2 separate regions of the Homo sapiens genome follow, and region 1 is linked to region 2. A link is a loop called in an ENCODE intact Hi-C map of the cell type or tissue named here. Cell type or tissue: MCF 10A. All regions are shown on one strand. Each heading gives the region's core, and the rest is flanking DNA. Links, peaks and the distances in the headings are about the cores only.

Evidence for each region. A loop is a pair of places that touch in the nucleus more often than their neighbours do. Peaks named below come from ENCODE experiments on the same cell type or tissue, not always from the same donor. Only the 100,000 strongest peaks of a DNase experiment are listed, where the experiment ranks them.
Region 1: a loop joins it to region 2, with 2.8 times the contacts of the local background. A loop is called at or near these places in 3 of 110 quality-filtered maps.

What each region holds. Positions count from the first base shown.
Region 1 is chr6:29,697,540-29,712,470 of GRCh38, reverse strand. It overlaps the pseudogene ZDHHC20P1. Among named protein-coding and RNA genes, the nearest start is that of HLA-F, 18 kb to the left of the region's middle. RefSeq lists a silencer at 9,133-9,247. In MCF 10A, for the core only: a CTCF peak has its summit at 6,622 (motif pointing left); a DNase peak (open chromatin) is centred at 6,630.
Region 2 is chr6:29,986,606-30,001,536 of GRCh38, reverse strand. It overlaps the pseudogene DDX39BP2, the pseudogene MCCD1P2, the pseudogene LOC353007 and the pseudogene POLR1HASP. Among named protein-coding and RNA genes, the nearest start is that of HCG9, 19 kb to the right of the region's middle. In MCF 10A, for the core only: no CTCF peak of the experiment used is centred there; a DNase peak (open chromatin) is centred at 5,906.

The DNA.
Region 1 (14,931 bases), core at 4,638-9,637, 290 kb after region 2:
GCTGCAATTATGACTCCTACTTTTTCAAGTCTGAAGTAATCTCATTCATTCTTTAGGCCCCATCAGGCTTCCTTGGGGACAGATTGCTGGATTACGTGAAGATAACAGGCAACTCCAACAGCACCCCTCATCCTTCAGCTCTCTAATGGTGGTGCTACACCTAAAATACCTACAGTACCTTTCATAAGACTCACCCTGGGACTCAATATCATTTTTTATTTGGCCAGGATGAAGTCAGTTGCAGAGGTTTCCCTTTGGCTTTCAGACAATGACAGCCCTTATTCCAGAGACTTGGGACCCAATGTGGGGGTTACTCCAGCTGCCAGGGCATCAATGCCAATTACACACTTGGAGAATGGGGAGATAAACAGGGCTGGGTCTGTGGACCCAGTAGTCCCTTTGTGATGTGTCCAGATTTATTCCCAGCTTCTGTAAGCCCCACTGTGGTAGGGACATAATGGTGCTGTAGGCCTGTAGGCATCAATATCAGCTCACACCCAATGTCAACACTCCCCCAAATTCTGCCTGTTTCCCTTTCCTAGTGTACAGTCCCCTGAGTAAATGACTGTAGGCTCCTTTGCAGAAAGACAGAGGGAATTGTTCCAGCATATACTTGCCATGAGGTTTCAGGGTCCTTCCTCCTGGAATAGGGACTCCTTCTCTGTAACTGGGATCTGAATCTGAAACTTGGTTGACGTTTAGGAATTGAGAATGGGATCATGACTTTGTATTGAGTTAAACACCCTCAGCCCCCTGCTCATCAATTCTTGCTTTCTCATCACAGATGTCAAGCAGTGCCCTTGTTGGCTGCTGCCTGTTCTGACACCACCGTCTATTAACCTTCCCCACAACTCCCTGCAGATCAAGCTGCCTCAGCTGCTCCTCTGAGATTGTCAAGTTAACCGTGCCCTCTGGCTTTTGCAGGCCACTGTCACCATTTAGTTCTCTGCCTTTTCAAGGCCACACTTTCCTCAGGAATATCAATGAGCCCAACTATAGGACCTCCTTCCTGCCATCACACCCAGCCTGCAGAGGACACCACCCCGACGCTTCTTAGCCATGCAAGTCCCTCTCACCGGCACATTCCTGAGGCTCTGGTGGAAGTTGTGCCCTATGGGTCCTCTGTGGAGCATGGCCCTAGTGGGCATTCTGGTTCACATGATGTCTCCATCCCACACACCCACTTCCCTCAGCCTCATTGTCCATCCTCTACATGTTCCAGGACAACTAAGTCATGTCTAACTTACTGAGAGTTGGACATCATTTTTTCCAGTCTACATGGGTCCACCCCAGCAGTGGGTTTGCCCCATGCCCTGAGGTCCTTGATAAACCCATACCCTGAGAAAGTGCTCCCAAGCCAAAGGTGTTTTTTTTTAATTTATCCAGCTTGATTCTGGCCCTTTGATCAAACACCCTTAAATTCCAATCCCAGAACTGCTCCTCAGGCTCCTACGGGGACATAACGGCTGTTACTGCAAAGCTCCTGAGTGGAATTCCCACTGCATCATAGGGGTGAGGTTTCTGCAGCATCTTCCAGTGTAGGAAGTGGGAACCATTACTAGAGAAGGGCGAGCCTCCTCTGCATGCCCAGAGAGTTCTAAAGGGCACCCATAGGATAACCCTGTTCCAGTTTGCAGAATCTTAGGTTTCCGCACCAAGGCCTTGACTTTCCCACAGCAGGTCTGCCTCTGATGAGTGTCCAAACATCTCTGTAGTACTGTGACTTTTAAAATGATGTCATCAGCTATCATTCCACTCTGCAAGGGGAGAGGGGCAGATGCCCCTCCTCGGTCTGTCTCCACCAGGCCCTGTGAGGGTGGGTGGAGGCTCTCTCCAAGCCCTCGTTTGGCCCCACCCCAGCATGTCTCCAGGTTCCTCTCAGCCCTGGTTCCTTTTGGCCCTGCAGTCACAATGGGCAACACTGTGACGCACCCTGTCCTGTGTCACAGTGTCATACACTCAGGCTCACATTGCCCCTAGGCCACTTGCCAGCCAAGGGACATGGCCACATTTTGTGTCTTCTGCACCTCAGCCTTGCTTTCAAGTGCAGGTGATGATGGCACCCACGCAGAACAAATGTTATTTGCTATCTTCGTCGAGTTTAGTCATCCAATTTTCCAACCCTCACTGGGCAAGGAAGAGTGTGGTTTCCACCAGAAGGCAGGATGTCAGCAGTCACAGGGGCAACCAACAGGGAAAGCCACTGGAAAATAGACCCCACAGGAAGCACAGGTGTCCAGTGGAGATGGGAACCCTGCAGATTTGACCGTCTTTAAGCAGATTAGAGAGATTACCATTACTAACAACTTAGCCATAAAAGTTTATTAGCTATTTTCAAAAAGCATAAAATTATGTAATATAATTTTTTTTTAATTTCCATCAATACAAAACTAATCTGGGCACTGCAACTTCTGGTGGGCAACTGGGATAGGCGGCATCATCAGGAAGGCGAGCCCTGCCGTGCCCCATGTGCCAGTGCCCCAGATGGCGGCAGCCTCCCCAGAAGCACCTTGTATCTCCCCTGCACAGGGCCAGGGTCCCAGCTTCCCATACACCTTCTCCTGCTTTTTCTTTTCTGTCCTTTCCTTTTTCAATAAACCACCTGCAAAAAGGAAAAACCATTCTGAGGACAAGAAACATGTCAATGGGAAATACACAGTTGCCAGAGGGTAAAAGGCCCTGTTCATTCTCATTGAAAAGCTCAGGTATTTCTGTTAAAGTCTCTCCTTTTACTTTAGGATGCTGACTCCTGCGTCCATCTCAACCTGGGCATCGTGCCACCACCTTCAAGAAGAGAAAAACTAAGTAGTGCTTTGCAAAGGGGCAGCAGCATTTCTCATTTCTGACCATGTCAGGCACACGGCCATGCAGATGAGCAGGTGGGGGACACAGGTGAGTCTCCAGACCTGCTCTCCTCCCACAGTACATTCTTGAGTCTTTTTAAACAGTTGTGAAAATGCCACAGATGCAAGCACCTGTGGGCCACTCCCATGGGGACCGTTGCACAAGGCAGTGCCACTCATTCTCAGAACCTCCTACCATGGGCTATGCTTAGTGACCCGAGGCCAAGCCAAGGAAGACGCCAGCCACAGGGTGCCATCCTCAGGGGCATGCTGCCAGCAGGGGCAAAGTTATCCCTAGCAACAAGATACAGAAAGAAAGAAAAAAGGAAGGAAATGTAGCCAATGGGCCGGTTCAGGTTCTTGACTTTGCCACACAAAAGAATTTGAGAGCAAGTCCAAAGTAAAAGTCAGCAAGAGAATTTATTGCAAAGTGAAAGTACACTCTGACAGCTGATCAGAGCAGCTGCTCAAAAGAGAGACAGTACCCTCCCCTCACGGGAGTCTTACATGATTATTCATGAATAGGTGGGAAGGGGTATTGTTTTAAGCATGTTCTGTGGTCTCTTGAACGTGCATGCACTGTGGTTGTACATATCAGCACACACATCTTACGTCTCATTAGCATCTTAACTTCCCTCTCAGAGTTGTGTTTGCTACTATTGTAATGAGCATAGGTCAGCCCAAGGACGCTATTCATGGGTTTCTGGGCTTCCTCAGATGTGGGGATGCCTCCCTTGGCTCTTCTACCTCTTTGCTGCAGGATGTTCTAACCACAAGCCCAGGATATGGTTTGCGCACTGTCGAACAGCTTGTTCTCTCCATCAACCTGACAAGTCTCTTGTTTCCTTTCAAGTGAGGCTGTGAACACCCTATCTCACTGACCTCAGAAGGACAGTACAGCAGTAGCCACCATGACCAAAAAGATGATTCCAGAAGTGCAGGACAACTCCCTACCCAGAGGCTGTGGCTGTGCAGTAACACACCAAGAGGGGAGTCCAGCTGGCTCTCAGGGTGCTCACTACCCTCATCTGGGGGCCTGGAGGACGTCAATTCCTGAGAACGCCACGTTCTAGTGAGTAGAATGAACTAAGAGATACACAGCAAAGCTCCACATACTTTTCCTTTTCTTTGTGCCCGCAGTGTTCTTCATCAGTGTGCTCTCGCTTTTCAGCTACTACTGTTGGCTGGCTGGAAAAAATAGAACAATAGTAAAAATTAGAGACCAGTCTTTGGTGATGAAGAGAAATATTGGCTACTTCCAGTATTTTCTAGCTTTGGTTATGGTTGCAGTTTTCCAGCTCACCTTGTGGGGATGAATTCAGAAAAAAGTTACAAATTGAAATGAACATGCCAGAAGTATTGGCTCAAATCAACGTTGTCCTATTAAGCCACTTAGTGAATCAAAAGACCGCTTGTTGGACTGTTAATCTCGGTGGCCAGAGAAAGGAGCTGAAGAAGGTGTTGCCAGATCAGGAACAAATAATTACAGCGGCAATAGAAAATGGAAGACCACTTGTTCATAACCATTTGAATAAGGGCAAGGTGTATGGAAACACATTATGAACTGATATTTTCAGTTTTGTTTGCAAGAAAATGATTAATAAGGTGAAATAATTGAAGTATCACGGAAGATACATTAAAAAAAAAAAAAAGCCTTTGTACAGTTTGCTGGAGCCACAGATGTCCTACTCCAGAGCAGAACAATGCCTGAATCTTCAGGGTCCATTTGTGCCGCATTCACTAGCAACCACAAATGTGACTTAATTTTACTTTGGAAATAATGCTTACCTATTGTGAGATGCTGTAATATGAACCATCATTACATGTTAACATGGCACATGGAATTTTGAGTGTCTAAGTTACATTTTTAGAGTTGTTTCTTAGTAGCCATGTGAGTTTCCACTCCAAAAACACAAGCTAAAAACTTGTTTTGAGTGAAGGACATCTAGGGCAAATGGTGGCTGAAAGTGAATGAGATCCCAATTACTCTTTCTTGTACTGTATAAGGAAAAGAAAATAAGTGCTTTTCTTGTTGGGTGTTTGCTAATTTATAATTACCGTTTTATGCTTTTCAACATTTTTAATAAAGTTTTTTATTGTTGGCTATAAACGTTTTAAAAGGATTCTCTTCCTCTAGAATCACTCTAAGTACCAAAATCTGTATTATTCTGGATTCAACAGAGAAACAGAACCAATAAGGGGTGTGTGTGTGTGTGTGTGTGTGTGTGTGTGTGTGTATGTGTGTGTTTTATTCGTGTTATGAAACTGACTCATGCAATTATTACGGTGGCAAGTGTGAAATCTGTAGGATACGCCAGCAGGCTGAAAATGCAGACAGAAGTTGATATGGTAGTCTTAAGACAGAATTTCTTCTTTTCTGGGAAACTGTAGTTTCTGCTCTTAAAGCCTTCTACTGATTGGATGAGGTCCATCTACATTATTGAGGGTAATTTCCTTTTCATAAAGTCAACTGATTGTAAATGTTAACCACATGTACTAAATATCTTCACAGCAACATCTAGATTAGGTTTTGATTAAATGACTGGGTACTATGTCCTAGCCAAGTTTATTGGCATTGACTCTGGGTCAAGGCACCGTGTCTCCCTCCCATCGAGTTTTCCATCATCTACACGAGACCTAGATGACTACTTTGATATCTACTGCAGGCCACAGCCTTGTCAAAGCCAGCCCCAGCTGAAATGCACTCACCTGCATTCCCACACAATTTTACATACAATTCGGGGGAGGTTATGGGATCTATGAAGACCAAGGGTCTGTGGTCCTGTGACACTTTCTCTCAGAGGGTGAAGAAGGAGTTCCTTGGGGCAGCAACTCCCCAGGGGTCTCCTGCCTGCCTCTCCTCCCCTCTCAGCCCCAATCCTCTTTCCTGCTGTTGATCATCATGCAGTTTTTAAATCCCTACTCCCTGCCCCACCAAGGTTGGGCTCTAGGACCTGCCTATTGGGAACCTGCGGTTGGGAGAAAGTATGAAGTGACCCACCTGAATTTAGAGGAGGGAAGTGAGGAATTTGGAGACATCTAAAAACATTTTGTCCCTGTGGTTTGACTTCAAATTATTATCTATTTTTATTGGAGATTTGTTTGAAATTATAACCGGTATCTCATGATTATTCAGCATATGCCATGCCCCCTGGTAACCCTGGTTCTTATTTTTTTAAACTTGTACAAATATTTTAAGCAAACACAGAAGTAGACAGAAGAGTAAAGTGACCTTCACTGTACCCTTCACTCAGTAACACCCACTCTTGATTTATCTACATCCTCAACCATAGCCCAACACCAGGTTATTTTCAACTAAATCCTAGACAATATATTATTTCACATGTTAGCAATTTTCTTTTGAAGGTGCCAATGTTCAGCTTCTTTAAAAAGAGAAACAGAGACGGGCAGGAGAAGGATTGAACTGACAAAATATATTTTCAAATGCAATTAAGGCAGAGGACAATGCAGGAACCCTTGAGTCCCGTTTTAACTGAATGCTCAGCACCTCTTAGATTCTCAATAAAAGAAAGCAGCAGCCCAGAGCCAAGGAGCCCAGGGAGGCACATCATGGTTTGATTTTGTGACTGTTTTCAGGGCAGTATCTGTCATCTCTGAATGGTTACACTGGACATTTCTATTCCCACCCTTGCAATGGGACTCCCCAGCTCAGAGAAAGGGAAATTATCACCCATTCTCATTTATACCTTTAATGCCTTCATCCATTCCCTTGGTCCTGACTTTCCGGTTGGAGGAGGGGGAGGAAAAGCAGAGGCACGAAATTGAAATGTCTTCTCTGCCATCTGCTGGGGATATGCTTGAATAACAGGAAAGGCCTACATAAAAGATATGCAGCGAGGAATAGAGGTTCCTTTTCCTGTTTCCTTCAGGAAATTTCCCCTAGGGCAGACAGAGCAAGAGCGATGGACAGAGGAATGGGAGCAGGACCCAGGGGGAGGTCTGGTCATATGTGTGCCTTTCTGCCTCCCCGTCTGTCATTGTCCTTCCTCACCAGGCCTGCAGACCACCTGCGATGACCTGGCCTCTTGCCATCCCTAGCTGGGCCAAAATTCCATCACAGGGACACACAGGATGGCAGAAGCGCAAGGCCTCATACCCGCTGGGGCAGCCTCCTGGAGATGGCCTCAGAAGGGCTTCTGGGAGCTTCTTTAAAACCTGCACTACAGGCACCAATTTCCCCAGTTATCCCATCCTTAAGTGAAAAATCAACCACAGAGATGATTTATTGTAATAGCCTTATTTCAGTACAAGCAGACGAAAAGTGTTTCTCTTCACTGGCCCGTTAGTTACAATGGGGAGGGGTCACTGAGTGAGCAGCGGGTGGTGGCAGTGACGACCACACCCTCTCACTGCGGCCCAACACTTTTGAGACAAGTTCCCACCTCTCCATTAGACGTGTCTTCTCCACATGCAGAAAATGTGGTCTCGTAGCTTCCCTTCTCAGTGCTGGATTGCTGGCATTTCTTTTCTTTATCAGAGACATGAATATCTTTTTTCTTTATGGATTTCTAAGACTTCAGGGTTTTTCAGGGAGAAGTTGCTTAAGGAGGCTCCTGCGTGGACCGAGTCCTTCCTGAGGGTTTGCTGGATGCCCCCGGACACTGTGCAGCTGTGTCCTCCGGGGTCCCTAAAGCTGGCACGTTCTGCTGTGTACCCAGAGGTGGGGACAGATGCTGCCAGCTCCACCTTACAGCTGCTACATGAAATTTGAGGTCAGAGAATTCTCTTGTCTTTAAGGGCACCCACATTTGCCTTCTTCGATGTTTCAGGAAATCATAACTGAATTTAGAAAGGTTCCCTTTTCAGTTTACTCTCTGGAAGGAAATATACTGAAAATTCAGTTTATTTTCAGGTATTGAATAGAATTGAAAAGTCAAACTGTCAGTTTGCTTGCAGTGCACACAGAGAAATTGAGTGTTCCAAGCCATTGGGACATTTCTAGAAATCCATCCTTTTCCAGTAGGACATGAGTAAAGTCAGTGAGGAGCGAACCTGCAGTCCACGGGCACCTCCAGGATTGTGGGAGGAGACGCACATGTCTTTCTGATGTGTGGAGTCCTGAGGACAGAGGCTGAGACCCTGCATTTCCCAAAGTACTTGTTTTCTAAGCAAGTGTTTCTGCTACTTGAAATAAACTTGGGGGTGTGGAAGCCACCTTGCAACCAACCAAACACAGGTGAGAAAATGAATATGAAGTGTTCTGGGAGAAAGCAGAAAACCCCATTGCCATCATGTTTCCTTATTTTTACAATTCTCTTAAACAACGTGCCTAAGGTTATAACCCCTCCCGTTTGTAACAACTTCTAAATTGAAAGGGCATTAGTAAGTGTGGATACAGAATAAATGCTGAAAATCAGTGCTTTATTCAAAGTAGCGATAGAGTCTCCCAGGTGTCAATAGAGAGGTGGGCCAGGGACTTTTCCCAGTGACCAGAAACAAGAGCCTCAGGGAGATGAGGATGTCTCACAGCCAGGGACGGGACAGTGAAGGGCATCCCAGGACGGGAGTGCATCCCAGGGGTCTGTTCCTGTTTAGACTCCAATGCTCAGCACCCAGTGCGGCACGTGGCAAGACCTCAGCAAATATGTCAGTTGGCTGGATGAAGGAGGGCAGGTGTGAGCCAAAAAAAGATTTTTGCTGGGGCATAAATGTAAAAGTGTTGATGAACCTACCTTGCAAGGAGATAGAAAGGTGGATGGGTGGATGGGTGGATGGGTAGATGGATGGATGGATGGATGGATAGATGGATGGATGGATGGATGGATATTCATTTTCTCTATGTGTGTGTGTACGTGTGTATCTATCTCTGTCTGTCTCTCTGCTCTTTCTCTCCATTTGCCATTGTTCCTTCACAATCATGATTTCACTAACTTTTTTTTTTTTTCTTTGAGACAGAGTCTCACTCTGTCGCCCAGGCTGGAGTGCAATGTCACAATCTCTGCTCACTGTAGCCTCCACCTCCCGGGTTCAAGCGATTATCCTGCCTCAGCCTCCTGAGTAGCTGGGATTATAGGCACATGCCACCACGCCCGGCTAAATTTTGTATTTTTATTTTGATTTTTTTTGTAGAGATGGGGTTTCACCATGTTGGCCAGGCTGGTCTCAAACTCCTGACCTTGTGATTCGCCCACCTCAGCCTTCCAAAGTGCATCAGTAACATCTTTTACCTGGTCTTACAGGACCTTGCCTGTCTATTCTATTCGTGGTCACAAGACAGAAAAAGAAAAGGAGTGTGTGGAAAACAAGATAAGGAAACATGCTTCTGATCTGGGGCAGTGGGGAGACAGGGGCTGCGCCTCACTGCAGAGTCCATCCTGCTGAACACAGAGGGGCAAAAGCGCCCAGACAGCCATACCTGTGCTGATCAGAAGGGAGGGCTGCGCCTCGCGATCCTTCTACCTGTGTCTTTCAGGCTTTGCTGTCTAGGTCCAAGTTACTGCTATGAAAAGAGATTTGAGAATTCCCAGAGGGGCCTTTCAGCCTCTTTCCATGGCTCTTCCTGCCCTTTCGAAAGCACAGCCAGAGACATCAGAAATGAAATTGTACATAATTCTTTTGGACTTTGATGCAATCTTTGGAAAGAATTTTTGTAAATGCCAAGCTACATTTTGGCAACCCCATCAAGAGTCAGGTGTGCCCAGGGCAGTCAACCCAGGCCCTGGACTCTCATTCTAGTTGGATTCTATGACAGCTATTTTGCCATAAGAATTCTAGAGCCAGATCTTGCTACACCACAATTGCCTCACGTTGCAAGACAAACAAATCTAACCTGAGTCCTGTGGATTCCAGAGGTGCTCAGGAGGAACCTCCGTCTCAGCGTGGTTGACCTCAGGTTCAGCCCCGTCTGCCCATTCAGCCCGCAGCCCCGTCCCGGAGAGCACTCAGAATCCGAGAGCAGCGCAGCGGCGCCCCCGTGTGGCCACAGGGCCGAGGACAGAGACCCCGCTCCCCTTTCTCCCTAGCCAGGACCTCCCAGGCTCTCCTGTTCCCAGCACCTGGACAGGGCTCTGCATACAAGGGGGTTCCCGATCTCAAGTCAGGCTCTGAGTCCATCCAGCTTCCCAAAATCCATGTTGACACTGACGTTTCCTCCCACCACTGAGTGACTCTGGATTTTGGCTTTAGGGAAGAGATACCTCCAGGCCAAAACAGTGGGATCATATCTGGGGCTCATCCACCCCCAAACCATTGCTACCACATGACCTAGTCCCTCAGCCTCCAAAATGGGGCCTTGCCCTCCTGTCCCCTCCCTTGTTCCTGCTGCTGCTCCTGCAGGTGGAGGCTGCTCATCCCAGGAATCAGCCTGTGAGCTCCAAGCCTGGAGTCCGGGCCTGGGGCCTTGGTCCAGAGAGCAGAAGGGAGATGAAATGGATCATAAGAGAAGGGGGAGAGTGGAAGGAACCAGGGGGGAGAGAAAAACGAGAAGGGCCCTGTTAGAAGTTGTGTGTGCATGTGTGTGTGTGTGTGTAGATCAGGAGGGGGTTTCTAGGGACCTGGGGAAAGGAGAGCTAAGGGCAGGTGCTAAGGGGCCCAGCCCTGTTAATTCCAAGGTCCGGAATTAATTCCAGGATACTGCACTTCCTACAGTACCACTTTATGGCCATATCCAAGTCCAGCCCTGAGCAGCCTATGGTCACAGAAAATCGTGAGAATAATCAGAGAAAAATGACACGTTACATACATGAGAACAATTATGAGAATGACCAGTCCATGTGTTCATAATTTGTCATCAGAAACTATGGTGGTCAGAAGACAATGAAATGGCATTTTTTTGAGTGCTGTAAGAAAACAACCTAACTCAGAATTGCACATCCAGTAAAAATATTTTCAGGGAAGAAAAATGAAAAGGTGTCTCCAGATAAAATAAAACTAGGATAATTTGTTGCAAACATAACTCTACTGCAAGAAAAATACTGAAGGAGTTTCCCAGGTTGAAAGAAGTCATACCAGATGGTAACTTGAGTCTTCAGATAGGAGTGACCAACACTGGAAATGCCAAATATATGGTGGGAAGTTAAAGATGCTCTATTTTTTCTTAGTTTTTTTTTTATTAATTTTTTTTTGAGATGGAGTTTCGTTCTTGTTGCCCAGGCTGGAGTGCAATGGCACAATCTCCGCTCACTGCAACCTCTGCCTCCTGGGTTCAAGCGATTATCCTGCCTCAGCCTCCCGAGTAGCTGGGATTACAGGCATGCACCACCACGCCCAGCTAATTTTGTATTTTTAGTAGAGACGTGGTTTCTCCACGTTGGTTAGGCTGGTCTCGAACTCCCGACCTGAGGTGATCCACACGTCTTGGCCTCCCAAAGTGCTGGGATTACAGGCGTGAGCCACCGCGCCCAGCTTTTTCTTAGTTTTTTAAAAATACAAATGAACAACACTATCAACCGTCTTGATCTGACATTTACAGTCACTGTGTTCAACAGCTCCAGAATATATATTTTGTAAAGTGAATATGGTACATTCACTAACACAGGTCATATGTTGAGACATAAAACAAGTAACAACATATTTCAAAGGACTGAAATCATACAGAATATGTACTCTGACCAAAATAGATTTTATTGGAAATCAATAATAAGTTGTCTAGGGGCAAAAAAGTATTGAAAATTTTAAATCTTCCTTCTAAATAACCTACGGATCAAAGAAGAAAACATAAGGGAAGTTAGATAATATTTTCAACTGAATGATGATGAAAACATACCTTTCAAAATTATTAGATACTATTTCCAGTCTTTCTGCAAAGGACAGTGATCAAGAGAGTGTGGTATTGGCAAAAGGACAGACACATAGATCAACAGAACAGAATGGAGAGGCCAGAAATGGAAGGACAAAAATAGAGTCACTTGATTTTGAATACAAGTACAAAGGTCATCCAATGAAGAAGGGAATCTCCTTTCAATAATGATGCTGAAACAATTGGCATCCATCTACTTTGGGAGGCTGGGGCAGGTGGATCACTTGAGGTCAGGAGTTTGAGACTGGCTTGGCCAACATGGTGAAACCCTGCCTCTACTAAAGTTACAAAAATTAGCTGGTGTGGTGGCTCATGCCTGTAATCCCAGCTACTCGGGAGGCTGAGGTAGAAGAATCACTTGAACCTGGGAGGCAGAGGTTGCAGTGAGCAGAGATCACGCCATTGCACTCCAGCCTGGGCCACAGGGTAAGACTCAATCACAAAAAAAAAAAAAAAAAAAAAAAAAAAAAACTTGACAATACTTCACACCTATAAAAAAGTAACTCAAAATGTATCATAGACTTAAAAATAATATGCACAGCCATAAAACTTCTGGAAGAATATAAAGGAGAAAATCTTAACCTTGAGTTTGAGTTTTTAGATAAAACACCAAAAATACAATCCATGAAAGAGAAAACAAATCAATTAGACTTTATCATAATTAATAGTTTTTGCTTTACAAAAACACTGGTAAGTGAATGAAAAGAAGACAAGGCACAGACTGGAAGAAAATACTTGTCAAAAAACTGGAAGTTATAGATGTGACAAAGGACTTGTAAAGATAATATGTGAACAAAATTAAAACACAATAATTGGGGAAAAAAATCTTGATTTTAGAAGTGGGTGAAAGATCTCAACAGACACCACCAAAGAAGATATATGGGTGGTAAATAATACTTGAAAATATGCTTAAGATCATCTGTCATTAGGGAAATGCCAACAGGGTGCAGTGGCTCATGCCTTCAATGCCAACACTTTGGTAGGCTAAGGCAGAAGGATCACTTGAGCCCAGGAGCTCAAGACCAGCCTGGGTAACATGGCGAGACAATGTCTCAACAAACAAACAAACAAACAAACAAACATTAACCAGGTGTGGTGGCATGCGCCAGTGATTCCAGCCACTTGGGAGAGTGAGACGGGAGGATTGCTTGAACCTGGGAGGTGGAGGCTGAAGTGAGCTGTGATCGCACCACTTTACTCCAGCCTGGGCAACAGAGTGAGACTCTGTCTCAAAAAACAAAACAAAACAGAACACCAAAACAAAGTACTGCTACACTATTAGAGTAGCTAAAATTTTTTAAACTTACAATAAAAAATGCTGAAAATATACAGAGCAACAAGAATTCCCACTCACTGCTAATGGGAATGGAAAACGGTAAAGCCACTTTGAAAGACAGTTTAGAAGTTTCTTATAAAGTTAAGGAGAGACTTACCATCAATCATGCTCTTAGGTATTTACCCAAGTTAATTCAAGGTTGATATCCACACAAAAACCTGTACATGAATATTTATAGCAGCTTTACATATGTTCACTAAAAACTGTAAACAACCAAGATATCTTTCAGCCATGCAAGACTAAGCAAACTGTGGTATAACCATATGGATCATAAGAAATGAGCTATTGTCAGGCCAGATGAGGTGGCTTACACCTGTAATCCCAGCACTTTGGGAGGCTGAGGCAGGTGGATCACCTGAGGTCAGGAGTTTGAGACCAGCCTGGGCAACATGGCAAAACTCCGTCTCTAGTAAAAATACAAAAAGAAAAAATTAGCTAGGCGTGGTGGCGAGCAACTGTAGTCCCAGCTCCTCGGGAGGCTGAGGCAGGAGAATCACTTGAACCTGGGAGGCAGAGGTTGGAGTGAGCCAAGACTGCATCATTGCACTCTAGTCTGGGCAACAGAGCAAGGATCTGTCTAAAAAAAAAAAAAAAGCTGTTGCCCTGGTGCAGTGGCTCATTTTGGGAGGCCAAGGTGGAAGGATCGATTGTGGCCAGGGTTCAAGACCAGTCTGGGCAACATACCGAGATGCTGTCTATGTTTATTTAAAAAAAAAAACAAATTGGCCAGGCGCAGTGGCTCACACCTGTAATCCCAGCACTCTGGGAGGCCGAGGCATGTGGATCACCTGAGGTCAGGAGTTCGAGACAAGCCTGGCCAACATGAAGAAACCCCGTCTCTACTAAAAATACAAAATTAGCCGGGAGTGGTGGCGCATGCCTGTAATCCCAGCTACTCAGGAAGCTGAAGCAGAAGAATCATTTGAACCTGGGAGGCAGAGGTTGCAGCGAGCTAATATCGCGCCATTGCACTCCAGCCTGGGCAACAAGGGCAAAACTCTGTCTCAAAAAAAAAAAAAAAAAATATATATATATATATATGTAAATAAGCTATTAATCCATACATCAATTAATCTTAAATGCGTTTTACCAGGTGAAAAAAATGTCAGACACAAAAGGCTTCATTTTATCTGACTCAATTCATATACCATTCTGGAAAAAGCAGATCTATGGGGACAGAAAACAGGTTAATGGTTATCAAAGGTTGGAGGGAGAAGGGATAAAGAACATTCAAAGGGAAATTTTTAGGATGAAGGAACTGTTGTAGATGGTACTAGGGTAGTGGATATATGATTCTATACATTTTTCAAAATCCAGGCTGGGTGTGGTTGCTCATGCCTGTAATCCCAGCACTTTGGGAGGCCGAGGCGGGTGGATCACCTGAGGTCAGGGGTTCAAGACCAGCCTGGCCAACATGGTGAAACCCCGCCTCTACCAAAAATACAAAAATTAGCCGGGACTGTTGATGGACGCCTGTAATCCCAGCTACTCGGGAGGTTGAGGCAGGAGATGGAGGTTGCAGTGAGCCCAGATAGCACCATTGCACTCCAGCCTGGGCCACAAGAGTGAGACTTCATCTCAAAAAAAAAAAAAAAAAAAAGTCATTGTTGTAAAAAGGGCACAGGCTTTGCTACAGATTTTTCTACCAGTGAAAAGATGTATACACTTGCCTGGCCTCATCATTCAGACCAATTCATAAAATAACAAATGCATGGAAAAAAAAACTTAAAAACACAATCATCATGTGACTGACTTCCAAATTAGATTCTCCTTCAAATCAGAGAGTATTGCTTGTTAATAGTGTTTATAAATTTTAATTCCTGATTGCTGAGACAATATGTACATAAAATATTTAGCCAAAGAGTTCAAAATGAAATTACCCAAATTACCTATTTGTTATTTTATACATAGTAATTATTTTTTAAAAATCATTTGGCTGGGTGCGGTGGTTCATGCCTGTAATCCCAGCATTTTGGGAGGCCAAGGCGGGCGGA
Region 2 (14,931 bases), core at 3,678-8,677:
GCTTGTACCATGGCCTGGATCTGCTGCAGGGTCCTTTCCTGTGTAGGCCCCACTTGAAGCTGGCATCCTCCTATGTCACCTAGACTGTGGGCCAAAGCAAAATGTCTAGATGTGGAATGTGGTGTTGTTATAATTCAAAGAGGCTCACCAAGCAGTGTGCTTCCTTGCTTCTGGTGAGGATGCAAGATGCAACAGTTTTTCTTTTACCTTGGAGGGGACACACCTGCATTCCCCTAAACACTTGGCACTTGTTCACCCATAAAACTTCACTTCAGTGCCCACCTTTGAAGCTGTATAAGGTTTATCTTCACCTTGTGGGGTGCGTGTGTTTTGCAAAGGACTACAGTGCACTTTCTTCCTGCTGCTCATCTACTCCAGTCAACATGAAGTTGTCAATGAAATGTGCTGATTTAATATCCTAAAGGATATGCAGTATGTCCAGTACAGTCTTAAGCCTATACTATAGAGGGCACAGGTGTTACAATAGCCCTGAGGCAAACAATAAATAAATGTGTCGTTGATTCCACATGAATGTGAATCACTCCATATCCTCTTCCTTCCTTCCTTCCTTCCTTCCTTTCTTTTTTGACAAAGTCTTGCTCTTGTCCCCTAGGCTGGAGTGCAATGGCGTGATCTCGGCTCACTGCAACCTCTGCCTTCTGTGTTCAAGTGATTCTCCTGCCTTGGCCCCCCGAGTAGCTGGGATTACAGGCACCTGACATGATGCCTGGCTAATTTTTGTATTTTTAATAGAGACGGGGTTTTGCCATGTTGGCCAGGATGGTCTAGAACTCCTGACCTCAGGTAATCCACCGGCCTCGGCCTCCCAAAGCTGGGATTACAGGCATGAGCTACTGCGCCCAGCCCATATCCACTTTCTAATTGGAGTGGAAAGGAATGCACTCACCAAATCCACAGCGGCACACTGTGTGCCCGGGGCTTTATTAACCTGCTCTACCAGTGATAACCAGACAACATAAAAGCTGCAATTATAACTCCTACTTGGCCAGACCTGGAGTAATCTCATTCATTCTTTAGGCCTTACCAGTTTCCCTCAGGGACAGGTTGCTGGATTACATAGAGACAATAGACAGCCCCAACACCACCCCACATCCTTCAGCTCTCTAATGTTGGTGCGACCCCATAATACTTTCAGTGTCTTCCACAAGACCCACCCTGGGACACACTATGGTTTTTGATTTGGCCAGGATGAGGGCAGTGTCAGAGGTTTCCGTTTGGCTTTCAGCACAATGAGAGTCCTTACTCCACAGACTAGGGACCCAGTGTGGGGGTGACTCCACTTAGCAGTGCAGCAGTGTCAATCATGCACTCAGGGAATTGAAAGATATCCAGCGTTGGGTCTGTTGGCCCAGTGGTCCCATTGTGGGCCATAATTTGTCCAGGTTTACTCCCTGGCCTCCATAAGCCCCACTGTGATGGGAGACATGAGTGCTGTGGGCATCTGGGCATCAATGTCAGCTCACACCCAGTGTCAATAATCCCTCCAGTTCTGCGTGTTTCCTTTCCCCAGTGTACAACCACCCAAGTAAATGTCTATAGGTTCCTTTGCCAAATGATTGAGGGAATTGTGCCAGCATATACTTCCACAGGGTTGCAGGGTCTTCCTCCTAGGGATATGGACTCCTCCTCTGTCACTGAGATCTGAATCTGAATCTTGGCTGAGGTCTAGGCATTGAGGATGGGATCATGACTTTGTATTGGGTCAAACACCTTCACCCTCCTGCTCCTCAATTCTTTCATTCCTATCATAGATATCAAGCAGCGCCCTTGTTGGCTGCCTGTCCTAACCCTGGGACACCACCCTCTATTAACCTTCCCCACATTCCCTGCAACTTGAGTCCTCCTGGCTGCTACTCTGAAGTTGCCATAGTAACCATGCCCTCTGCTTTTTCAGGTCACTGCCACCACTTCTTCTCTGTCTCTTCAGGGCCACACTCTCCCCAGGGATATGGATAAATGCAACTCTGGGACCATCTTTATTACCATCACCTGCAGCCTGCAGAGGACAACACCCCTATACTTAGTGATGCAGGTCCCTTTCACCATCATGTTCCTGAGGCTCTGGTGGAAGGTTGTGTCCTCTGGGCCCTCTTGTGGAGCATGGCCCTGGTGGGCCTTCACCATGCCCACTTCCCTCAGCCTCGTTATTCCTTCCTTTACATGTTCCAGGGCAACTAAGACATGTCTACCTTGTTGAGAGTTGGGCATCTTTTTTTCCAATCTATATGGATTCACCCCAGCGGTGGGTTTAGCTCCACTTATCAAAGTCCTGGGGTGTTTGACAAACCCATGCCTTGAGAAAGTGCCTCCAAGCCAAAGGATTTTTATTCATCCAGCCTGAAATTCTGGTTTCTTGATCAAACGCCCTCAAATTCCAATCCCAGAAGTGCTCCTTGGGCTCCTGTGGGGAAATGGCGGCTAATTCCTGCAAAGCTGCTGAGTAGGATTCCCGCAGAATCACGGGGGTGAGGCTTTTGCAGCATCTTCCAGCGTAGGAAGTGGGAACCATTATTAGATAATGGTGAGCCTCCTCTGCATTCCCAGAGGGTCCTGGAGGGCACCCATCGGATATCCTGGTTCCAGTTTCCAGAATCTCAGGTTTCCCCACCAGGACCCTGACTTTCCTGTAACAGGCCTGCTTTGGCTGAGTGTCAGACATGTCTGGAGCACTGTGGCCCTCGTAATGATGTCTTCAGCTGCCATTCCACGCTATCTGCCCTTTCGCTACAGGAGATAAAGGCCTCTCCATGAGACACTGCAGAGGCTGTCACCTGTAGCCAGTGACAGCTGTTAACAACCCGCAGATTCTCATGATCCTTTTATAGGGTATCAACGCAGCCAAGCAGTAACCACCCAACTCCTCTGTCTTTGTAGGTTTCCCCCAACCTCATCATTATTGTGTAGGGCATTCTATCACCTCACCTGCCATAGCTTCCCCTAACCAGGGCATCTTCTCAGCTCAGCACTGAGGAGACCACAGCACCTCAGCTGCACCTTATGCCATGGACTTTCTGTGTCCCCCACCAACCCGGGTGGCATCCTCTTGGCCTGCCAGGCAGTGGGCAAGATTATTTCAAATTCCCATTTTTGCCTGTTTTCATGGGTCACCCTTCATACCGCTTGGGTTAGTTAGGGTCCCCTGAGGAGCAGAGCCCAATACGGTAGTAAATGTGCAAGGATTTATTCAGGGAAATACTTGTGAGAGAAATTCAGGAGAGAGACAGAAAACACTGGGAGAGCCATCAGACCACACTGCAACTCTGAGCCCCAGTGAAGGAGAGAGGGCAGGAAGTTCAGCTGGAAGCATCCTAGACCCTGTGCAGGCTAAGGGAAATTTAGTAAAGGAGGCAGGGAGCCCTGGGGCTGCAGTCAGCCTTCAGAGGAGAAATATTCCTGCCTTAGTTTCTGCCCTGCTTTCCTCAATCATTGGCTGGAAAAGATCAGGGGGCAGGTGTGGGATCAGAGCAAATGTGGCAATAGATTTCAAGCTTCAAGAGCTGGGGTCATCATCGATTCTGCTTCCTGTAGCTGAGGGGCTGGGATGTGCATTCTCATGACTGCCACAATGATCCAGTGGGGAGAGAGGGAAAAAGTTGATGATAAAGATAAAAAAAGATACTAGTTGATGAACTGACAACTTTAAGTAGATGAGAAGGGATGATGTTTGGGGCACCAGAAGAGGGACTGGCTCTGACTGGGAGCAGAATTGTTAACCCCCAGCAATCCCTCCCGTGGTAAAATGCCTGACATGTGGTGCAGCTGCAAATGCATGAGCAGACAGTGGTGGAATCGGGGAAGTTGTCTTCTAATGTGTTCAGTTTTCTCAGTGAGGTAGGAGGCAAGGTTGTCAGCTGAGGTAAGAATGGGGAAGAAGGGTTGGATGTGTGAGCACAGAGAGAAGGTGTCTAGGAGTCACCCAGGCCAAGAGGAGGCTGAGGGTGAACCACGTAGGGAGAGGGTGATTGCTGGCCACGTCAATGGTAGGGGCTCCCCATGAGGTTTGGAATCTTAAAGAGACCAGTCAGCATGTTGTGTGCTGCTGTCCAGCCTCCTGCAGCTCATGGGGCAGGTGCAGCATAGACAGAGGTGGAACCCACCAGCTGTGTAGTTTTGCCAGGTGAGTATGACAATGCAAGGGAGAGGCAAGGGAGGGATTGAAATTATTTACTGTAGAATTCAAAATGGGAGAAGAGGGAGGAGAGGACACCAAGGGTGAGTGACAGGGAGTAGATGGCAGGATCACTCAATTGGGAATCCCAGTGGGCTGGAAGGATTGTTGGAATTGATGTACCACAGGGTGGACTCCAAGCCTGGAATGCAGGCACATAGGAAATGAGTGGTTCATTGATATTACATCACAGCATATGATAAAATGATAGTGTCTGTGTCATCAGAGCCTGTGGCCACCTTGCAAGGGGATGAGTGGAAAGATGGCCAGAGAGTGGGAAGTGTGAGATTGAGAGTATGGAAGGGCTGGGGTTCTTGGCCGTGATGAGGCCTAGGGGATGACAAGGGCATGAGATTCAGGCAGAGAGAGGAGAAGGTCATGGAGGAGAGGAGTTACAGGATCTGAGAGTCCAGGGAGCAAGGGCATCTTCTCTGCTGTATAGGTGTCTGTTGCTGCCATAAAAATTACCACAAACCAAGTGGCTTTAAACAGCACCTAATTATCATGTCACAGTCATGTGGGTTGCAAGTCCACACAGTCTCATGGGGCTAAGATCAATGTACGGGAAGGCCTGCATTCCTTCCTGGAGACTGGGGAAGAATCCACTTCCAAGCTCATTCAAGTTCTTGTCTGAATTCACTTCCTTGCAGATAGAACAGAGATTTCCACTTCCTTGTTAAGAGCCACCCTTAGCTCCTAGAGTTTTCTCTCAGGTACTCACACATGGCGCCTAAGGCACATCCAGTCCTCCTGCTTGGAACATCTGACCTCCTCTCTCCAGCTTCTCCTCTGTTTCCTCTTCTGCAGAATCTGACTCCAGCCAGGGCAGTTTCTCTGCTTTTAATGGCTCATGTGATTTGATTGGGCCCACGCAGATAGTCCAGGATACTCTCCCTATTTTAAGGTCCTTAATCTTCATTACATGATTAATGTCCCTTTTGCCATGCAATGCAACCTATTCACATGTTCCAACGATTAAGCCTGGACATCTTTGGGGACCATTACTCAGCCCACCACATCTGCGTATGTTGAAGTCACCAAGAGTCAAGGAGACGCACTGCTGGAGAGGGTGACAGTGAACCAGGAGCTACAAGGGTCAGGATTAAGAGGAATGGCTTGGGGCACAAAGGGAATGGCTACAACATGGGGAATGGGGCCCTAATCTGCTGACAGCTTAGGGGTTTAGGGAGGAGGGAGGGAGAAAGGTGTGAGAACCACAGTGAGGAGCAAGGACCCCACCTCACCTCTGAACCCAGGGGTACAAGTCCCTGGGAAAACTCCCCCATGTGGGAGGACTTTGGAGGGGGTCGTGTCCTCAGGGAGACCAGGTTGCTGCTGTAGCTGTGAGGTGCAGGAACATCCTGAGAGAGGGTGTGGAGGTTTTGCTAATCTTTTTGCTGGGGGAGGGTCTTGCCTCAGTGTTGACTATTGGCTGATCAGGAGGGTGGTTGCTAAAGGCTGCTGTGGCAACTTCTTTAGATATGACAATAAAGTTTGTGGCATGGATTGTAAATCGGGAATCAGTACTTAAGTAAGGTCAATATGAGTTTTCAAGTCAGGTGGACCTGAATATGAACCCTCCAGGCCCTTCCACCAGCTAGCTATAGAGCCCTGGGCACATCTGGCCCACAGTTGGCCCTGACAGACACTTGCCCAGTGAGTGAGTGCTGAATGAGCCCATACGAGTCAGTTTCCTCATCTGCAAACTAGTGATGTAATTCCTGCCTTGCCAATTCAGAAGAATAAGTGAGAAGAAACCCAGTGCCAAGAAAAACAGACACAAGACCTGTGGAAGGCTGGGCACCAGTACTCTAAAGCAAGCTCTGCCTAAACTGGCAGGATCATTTTTCACATCAGAAACAGGAATTGGTCTGGATTCTGTCTGGGACCAGGCTGAGAGGGAGGTGGAGGCAGCAGAGCAGGGCAGGGGTGGGGCCTATGCAGCACCAGGTGCTGAAGCAAAGCCAAGGCCTGGAGGGAGCGAACTCTTGGTGTCTTCTAGGCAACTCAGACTGCTCCCTGCCTCAGCTACCATGGTCCTTTCTCTTCCAGGATCTCTTGGTGCTGTTGTCTTCACCTCCTCCTGCCCTCCTGGTCCCTAGCTCTCCAGGACTCACAAAGATGCTGCTCTGAAAACCCCAAGGCAAGCGTGGAAGAGTAGAACAGCTCCAGGGACAGTGGGAAGATGAGGTCACCCCAGCATGTTGACGGACACCAAGGGTGGGGGTGGAGGACGTGAAGGGGATCAGCACAGGAGTCAGGGGAAATCCTCTAAATCCCACCCTGCACCACCCTCACCCCTGCAGCTCCTTGCCTAGTTCCAGCTCTGAGCTCTCAGCTCCTTCCCAACCACACCCCAGCTCAGACCTCAGGGCTCTCTCTCCCCACCCCCTCCAGAGCAGCACAGTCCACAGAGCCCTTGAACAGAAATTCCCCCTCATCTAACAGTTAATTATTTCTTAGCGGAGAGGGACAGCCGGTCCTCTCTTTCCAGTGACCCCATATCCTTGTTCAAGGTATCCAGTTATACTCCCTGAGCCAGGGATCTCTATTTGCCCCCCAGAGGCCTATGCCCAAGACAAGGGGCTCCCTGGGCTTCTCAGTACAGGAGGCCTTAAGCTAATGGGCTAGAAAAAGGGAAAGGGAGGTAGAATTCCTCATTTACAGCCAGACCCTGCAATACAGGTTCCAAGGGCCTCAGCCCCCTGCCCTGGCTGATGCTCCCTCCACCACTCCCCCTCACCAGGGCCATGAGCCCCCAACACAGCTGAGCTGGCCCAAGCTGAGGAGTTGCTGGAGCTGGACCAGGCCCTGCTGGAAGGGCAGGAGGGGGTCAGGGGCCCAGGCCCTGGTGCTCAAGGTCTAGAATTTGAAGGAATAGATGAGGAGGCACCAAGAAAGCCTGGGTGGAGACACTCAAGCTTCCCACCAGTGCCCACAGCACCCTCCATCCCTGGAAATACTGCGCACCATCCACCAGGAGCCCCAGGATCAGAAACATCCCAGCCTCTCTCAGGCCAGATAAAGCAGAAGAGACCCCAACAAAGGGCCGGAAATAGGCAGGTAGTTGGGGAGCCAGGGCTCTGCAGTCCGTCCCCCTTTGACCTCACAGCAGGGCATCCAGGCCTTACAGGAATTTACCCTGGACCATGCCCTAAAATAATCTTACCCCAAATACAATAAAGGGAGAGAGCACCCACACATAATGCAGATGCACTTGTGTTTCATGTTTAGTTACATTAAAAATTCTGACGATCAGGAATGATGGTTCGGGAGTGGTGCTGATGCAGAAGAGGAAAGCCAGGGGGTGGTGGAGGCTGTCAGGTGTGGGGGCAGCAGGGTCTCCTTCACCCACACCCTGCTGTCCTCTCCTGAAGGGCAGATGGTCACATTCCAGAATGAGCGAGTCTCCTACTGCATCTGTTCAACTGAGAAGGAGACATGGCACAGTGAGAATAAGGCATGAAAGGACAAAGCAAGGCAGGAACACACAGCACACATGCAGATGCTGGTGTACTGCCTGGGTTCAGAGGATGGACTTGGGTGTGGTGGAAGAGATGTAATATGAGAAAAGGCACAGACCCCACATAGAGGGCAGCAAAACGTCCCAACACAGCATCAACGGCCAGGGGGCATGAAGCAGTCAATTGTTCATTATGCGTTAAGTGCCCATGACCTACATGATGGGATTGAAGACACAGTAAGGAATAGGGAGGAACTAAGGGTTTCATGAAATCAGCACTCACTGTGGAGGAGACGTCTGTCTCAGCAGGTAGCTCCTAACACTGAACTTAAAGTGATGCTGCCCATCACTGAGGATCCTGGCACAATTCTCATCCGACACAAGCCCTGTTCCAAACCAGCCTGCTCTAGTCACCTGGAAGGAGACAGAGGTTAGGACTAGAAGACCCCAAAGAGGGAAGACAGCCAGAGGGAGGAATGAAGAAGTGAAGTGTGAAAAGATACAGAAAATAAGTGGGTGGGAGAGTGGGTGTCCCTCTGTGTATGGAGCTTACCTGATTCACGTAGGTCTCAGAATCTTCAGGCATGTCACAGGTAAAGGCAGTGTTCACCTGCTCCATGTCCATGCCTGGGCAAAATAGGGTTGGTAGCCAAAGAATTGGCCTTTAAAAATCTTTTGGGGTCATTCTCAGACAAGTACAGAAGAGCAAAAACTGTTAGTCACCTGAGGTGCATTCTCCTTCTCAGGTTCAGAAATGAACTACATGTAAAAGGAACCAAAGGCTGTAATTCTCATGGCACCCAGAAAACTGGACTAGGGACCTGGAGAGTCATGTGCCTGTCATTGCTCCACCACTCACGAGCTGTGTGACTTCAGGAGAAGCTCTCTACTCATAGGGCCTCTGATTCATCTGTGAATCATGGACAAATGCCTCCATTCTAGCAACCTTACTGAAATGCAGGGAGGACCAAGTGATCAATGCGGAGGAAAAAAGCAAAGTGATGACATTTACTCCTAGACAAGACTCTTTAGGAAAATGCACTTTAAAAGGAGGAGAAAACATAGTACCTGCCATCCCCTGCCAAAAAGCCTCTTTGGTTTAGTAATTATGATTGTTCATCATCTTTCTATAAAATTAGGGCAAAACTAGCTCACTCAATGTCTCAAATAAATTAAACACAGTTTGTGATTCTATGTCCACAACTTTTGCACTGTGTGAAACTGAAAAGAAATGGGAACACATCCATGTTTGTGTGGTGGCCAGGAGACCCACAAAGGCTTGGAAATGACCCTGTATCATCTATTTTCCATTGACTCACTCTATGTTTTGGAATCCCAGGTAATTCATATTCTTAAAAAGTCTCATGTTCATACATAGGACAGAGTAGAAAAGGTAATATTTCTGTTTTAATTTGCTAGGGCTACCATAACAAAGTACCACATGCTGGGTGAGTAAAATAATAAATATGTATTGTCTCACAGTTCTGGAGGCTACAGGTGCAGGTCAAGGTGCTGCAGGGTTGCTTTTTCCTGAGGCCTCTCTCCTTGGCTTGTAGATGGCCACTTCTGTCTTCTCAACATAGGACTCCAACATATGAATTTCGGTTGGGGAGGGACACAATTCGTCTCATAACAGCGTGGATCATCCTTGGTAGTGGATATTCTAAAAAATAAAAGAGAGTATATCCCTTTGGCTTGGTGCTTTCTCTTGGTTTTCTCAATTTTTGGTCTTGCAATAAGAACAAAAAAGAACAAGAACCAACGTTTAGTTTTTCCCAGAAGGTGAACCCTCCCTACATCTGGGTAACCCCAGACCCCAAGAAGAGGTGCTATGCAGTTCTCCAGAGTCTTACTTTCTCCAGGAATTCTGTTTCTGCCTTTCTAACTGGGGAGAAGATTCTCTCAGGAGAGCCACTTCTTCTGATGCTGTATGGGCTTCATTCTGCTTGAACTTACAAAGTGGATCTTAATAAAAAGGAAATATTTGCCAATTTTTATCATGGTCATATTTTTGTACTTTTTAAAATGTCCCATATTGTGTTGAGTTTATTTTAAAAATATTTTTTAAAGGTAATACATAACATTTTATATGTTTATGGGGCACATGTGATCATTTGATACATACACAGAATGTGGAATAATCAAGTCAGGGTGTTTAGGGAATCCATCACCTCAAGCATGTATCATTTCCTTGTGTTGGGAACATTTAAAATCCACTCTTCTAGCTGTTTTAAATATACATAATTGTTAGCTTTAGTTGGCCTGCTGTGCTATAGAACATTAGAACTTTTTTTTTTATATAACTGTACATTTGTACCCATTAATCTACCTCTCTACATCTTCCCACCCCTACATTCTTCCCAACCTCTGGTAATTTTCATTCTACTCTCAACCTCCATGAGATTAACGTCTTTAGCTCACACATGTGAGTGACAACATGTGATATTTGTGTTTCCTTGCCTGGCTCATTTCACCTAACATGACCTCTGGTTCCATCCATGTTGCTGCAACTGACAGGATTTCACTCTTTTTTTATGGCTGAATTGCATTCCATTGTGTATATACTACAGTTACTTTATTCATTCACCCATTGATAAATTCACCATTGATTTCACATCTTTGCTATTGTGAATAGTGCTTCAATAAACATGGGTGTGCAGGTACTCTTTTGATATATTGACTTCATTTCCTTTGGATAAATACTCAGAAGTAGAATTGTTGCATCAGATAGTAGTTCTATTAATAGTTTCAGTTTTTTTGAGAGATCACTCTACTGTTTCCCATAATGGCTGCACTAATTTACATGACCACCAACAGTGTATAACATTCCCCTTTCTCCACATGCTCACCAACATCTATTATTTTTTATTTTTTAATAATAGCCATCTTAACTAGGGTTAGGGTAAGATATATCTCATTGTAGTTTGATTTTCATTTTCCTGGTATTTAGTGATGTTGGGTGTTTTTCACACACCTGCTGGCCACTTGTATGCCTCCTCTTGGGGAATGTCTATTCAGATCCTTTGTCCACTTTTTAATTGGATTATTTGTATTTTTTACTGCCAAGTTTTTGAGTTCCTTGTATATTCTAGATATTAGTCTAGAATATACTAATTGGATGAATATACTGGTTGGTTGAATACTTAGTAAATATTTTCACGATTCAACAGGTTATTGCTTCATTCTGTTGGATGTTTCCTTTGCTGTGCAGAAGCTTTTTAGCTTAATATAGTCTCATTTGTCTATTTTTACTTTTTTTGCCTGTGCTTTAGAGGTCTTAGCCATAAAATCTTTGCCTAGACTAATGTTTCCCATAAGTTTTCTTCTAGTAGTTTTACAGTATTGGGTCTTACGTTTAAGTCTACAATCCCTTTTGAGTTGATTTTTTGTATATGGTGAGAGACAGGGGTCTAGTTACATTCTTCTGCATCTGGTAGCATTTTCCCAGCACCATTTATTTAAGAGACTGTTCTTTCCCCAGTGTATATTCTTGGTTCCTTTGTCAGAGGAACTCCTTTGAGAGTTCTCATTAAGAAGCAATGTTTAGTTTCACCAAATGCTTTTTCTGCATCTATTGAGATGATAATATGGTTTATGTCCTTCATTCTGTTGATGCGGTATATGACATATTTTGATTCACATATGTCAAACAATCCTTGCATCCTGGGTATAAAACTCACGTGATTATGGTGTATTGTTTTGATCTGTTGTTGGATTTTGTTGCTAATATTTTCAATTACTATTTTTTATTACTAACGTTTAAATTTTTATTGTAAGCATTTTAAACTTGTAAAATTTACATATACTGAAATGATCAGATCTGTATCAAATTCATCAATGAATTTTGACAAATACAGCCATAGCACCCATGCCACTATGAAGATACACGAAGTTCTCTATTTTTCTGCCTTCAAATTAGCCCCCTTTCCCCAGCAGCCATTGATCTGATGACTATCATGATAGAGTAGCTCTTCCTGTTTCAAAACTTCATACGTATCCATTCATCCCATATGGCCTCCCTTGTGCCTAGCTTTTTGCACTTGGTGTAATATCTATGTGGTCTGCCCAGCTTGTTGCATGTATCAGTAATTCATTCATTTTTAATGCTGGTAGTATTGCATTGTATCACTGAGTCACAATTTTTTTGTACATTTTGGGGGTATTCACGGTTTTTTATTGTTACAAATGAACTATGGACATTATTGTACAGGGATTCTTGGACATAATCTTTATTTCACTTGAGTAAATACCTAGGAGTGGAAATGCTAGCCATAGAGTACTAGCTTGTTTAACTTTATTAGATGATATAAAAGTGATTTTCAGAGTGGCTGTTTTATATTCTTATAGGCAGTGGATGAGACTGTTTCACATCCTTGACAACATTTATATTTATTAATCACTTAAATTTCAGCCATTCTAATAAGTGCTTAGTGGTTTCTCGCTGTGGTTTTACTTTGCATTTTTCCCTGATGACTATTGGCCATTCATGTGTCTTTTTTGTAATGTTTCAGAAGATTTCTCTAAAGATTGTGGAAGGAGCTAAATAAACATGATTTCTCTTTCTCTAAGTGCTAGACCTAAAGTGGAATGTTTAGAATCCATCCACGCTTCCCAGTCTGGCCTACTCAATCCCATATTTGCCCCCTAAAGTCCCCACTCCTTCATCCCTCTTTTATATTTTATCCTCTTCATTCTGGCTCAAGCTCACACTCCTCCAGGAAGTCTGTTACTGTGAAGGTCACTGACATGCTCAGTATTGTCATCTCTCCATCTGTCTGTACCTCTGTGCAGCTTTCCTCACACTCAATAACTCTTTTCTTATTTTGCTCAGTTCCTGTGGATTCACTTCACAAACATTAATTCAAAGTAGTTCCAGCTGGAAGAAAGAATAGAAAATTATAAAAAATCTTTGTGAAGGCACCACCCAGGTTTGTCAATTGGCGACATTTTAATATTATTGGCTATATGTAGTATACATAGAAAAATAATAGAAATATATGTAGATAGCCTTGATTTTTCACAGCTCTGATATGCACATGTTTCAGTCAGTACTGTACTGAGCAAATCAAGAATTGCAAGAGGATGTGTGACTTGAATTTAGTGTATGCCTTTATATTTTTACTAAGTTTTAGGAAATCTCTTTGTTTGAAGTCTTTTAGACTTGTTTTTTTAGAACAGGTCTCCTCACTCTGTCACCCAGGCTTGAGTGCAGTGGCACAAACACAGCTCACTGTACCTCAACCTCCCAGGCTCAAGCGATACACCTACCTCAGCCACCCAAGTAGCTGGGGGTATAGCTATGCTCCACCATGCCGGGCTAATTTTTGTATTTCTTGGAGAGAGGGTTTTTGCCATGTTTCCCAGGCTGGTCTTGAACTCCTGAACTCAAGCGATCCACCCACCATGACCTCCCAAAGTGCTAGGATTACAAGTGTACACCACCTTGCCTGGCTTTGCTTTTAGACTTCTTATAAATTGTTTCTGGCTAATTTTATCATTCATTTGCTTGCTTTTTCAGTTAACATGTTCTATGACATGAATCTATGTTCATACAAATAGTTCATTTGCTTTCATTGGTGGATAGTATTCCATGGGAGGAATATACTACAATTCTTCTCTTTCCCTCTTCATTGACCTTTAGATTTTCTCTATTGTAGACCTCACTGCAATGAACATCCTGGGACATTGCCTCCTGCTCTCAGAGATATGTGAGTTTCCCTAGAATATGCATATAGGAGTGGGGTCACTACAGCTTTTCCATATGATGTTACATGATGCAAAATTGTTCTCTGAAAGAAATAATCCAAATGCCTATCAAGAGGGGGCTGATTAAAAAGCACCGCACTCAAAAGAAGCAATCTCTATTTTTTTTTTAAATATTGCATATATATACAATGGTGTATCATGAAAATTTCAAACAAAGATGTAGCTAAGCTCTTGGTATTTCTTCATGTGATGGTCTTTGTGATACAATGTGAAGGGAAAAGGCAAGGTGCAGGAAAGCATATGTAGTTTGCTAAAATTTGTGTGAAATGGGAGAAAGATTATATACATATACATTTAGATTGACTTGCATATGCATAAAATGCCTTTGAAAGAATAAGCAAGAAACTGATATAAATAGCTGCCTGTCAAGATGGGGTAGCATAAGAGAGAGACTTTTAACTTTTTGAGTTTTGAGCCAAGTCAAAACATAAAATAAAAGATAATTCCAAGGCAGACAAAACAAACAAAATCAAATCCTTCAAAATAAAAAACTTAAAAAAAGAGCCTAACAGAATTAATTCTCTTACCTTCCTTAATTAAAAAAAAAAACTGTCTAAAAATTATATCACTTCTCAAACAAGGATGTTTCCTGTCACTTTAATTCAGTATGTTGTTTTCTTTTTCATTGCACTATCTTTCTTTATGTGTGTGTCTGTCTTTCATTCATTAAAAGTCAAAATGAGAGCATGGTTACTTCACAAATGCAACCGGTTTGGTGAAGGAAATTTTGACCAAATCCTGATGTAAATGGTGAAGCCCAATCTACAAGGAATTCTACGGGGTCCAATGTACCAATTGTGGCTTCAGCAGGCTCAGAACTTCCTCTACTGTCCATGTGAGCTCAAGTATGTGATATTTAGAAAAGAGAACACTTGGTAATTCTCCTGGAAAACACACGATTGAATCCATTTGCTGAATTTGGAAGGTTCTCATTATGAGCCCATTCTAAGTATGTGTCATATGAGGTCACCCTGTATTTGGATCAGAAGGTATAGTCAGAGCTCACATCCCAGGCCCAAACAGCCCAGGACAGCAGAGCAAGACTCGTAGGTCAGTTTCATAAGGGGTGGGAAGGATTGGGGGTGTGGGGGCCACTTGTGAAGTAGTGGGAACCCCAGATGCTGTGTGAAGCTCAGCCTCTGGATTGCCCTGTAACCCCACATTTGATTCCTTCCTGGGTGTCTGCCATTCCCGGGATCCCAAGGAAATCAAATGCTGCAGACTTGGGTGGGGTGCTCTCCAAGATGGCCCATGCATGGTCTAGTTTATCCTATACCTTTGCCTGTCAGCCCTCTTCTGATATTAGAAATCAATATGGATTGCCTTAGGGTGGTGATTCTCAAAGTGTGTTCCTGGGACAAGTAGCATTGGCATCACCTGAGGACTTGTTAGAAATGCAATTTTCAGGCCCTGCCTCAGACCTACTGAATCAGAAACTGCATTTTAACGGGCCCCCAGCAGAATTCTGCATTTCAAATCAGGCCTCTCTCTCTCTGTCTCAAGACTCAATATT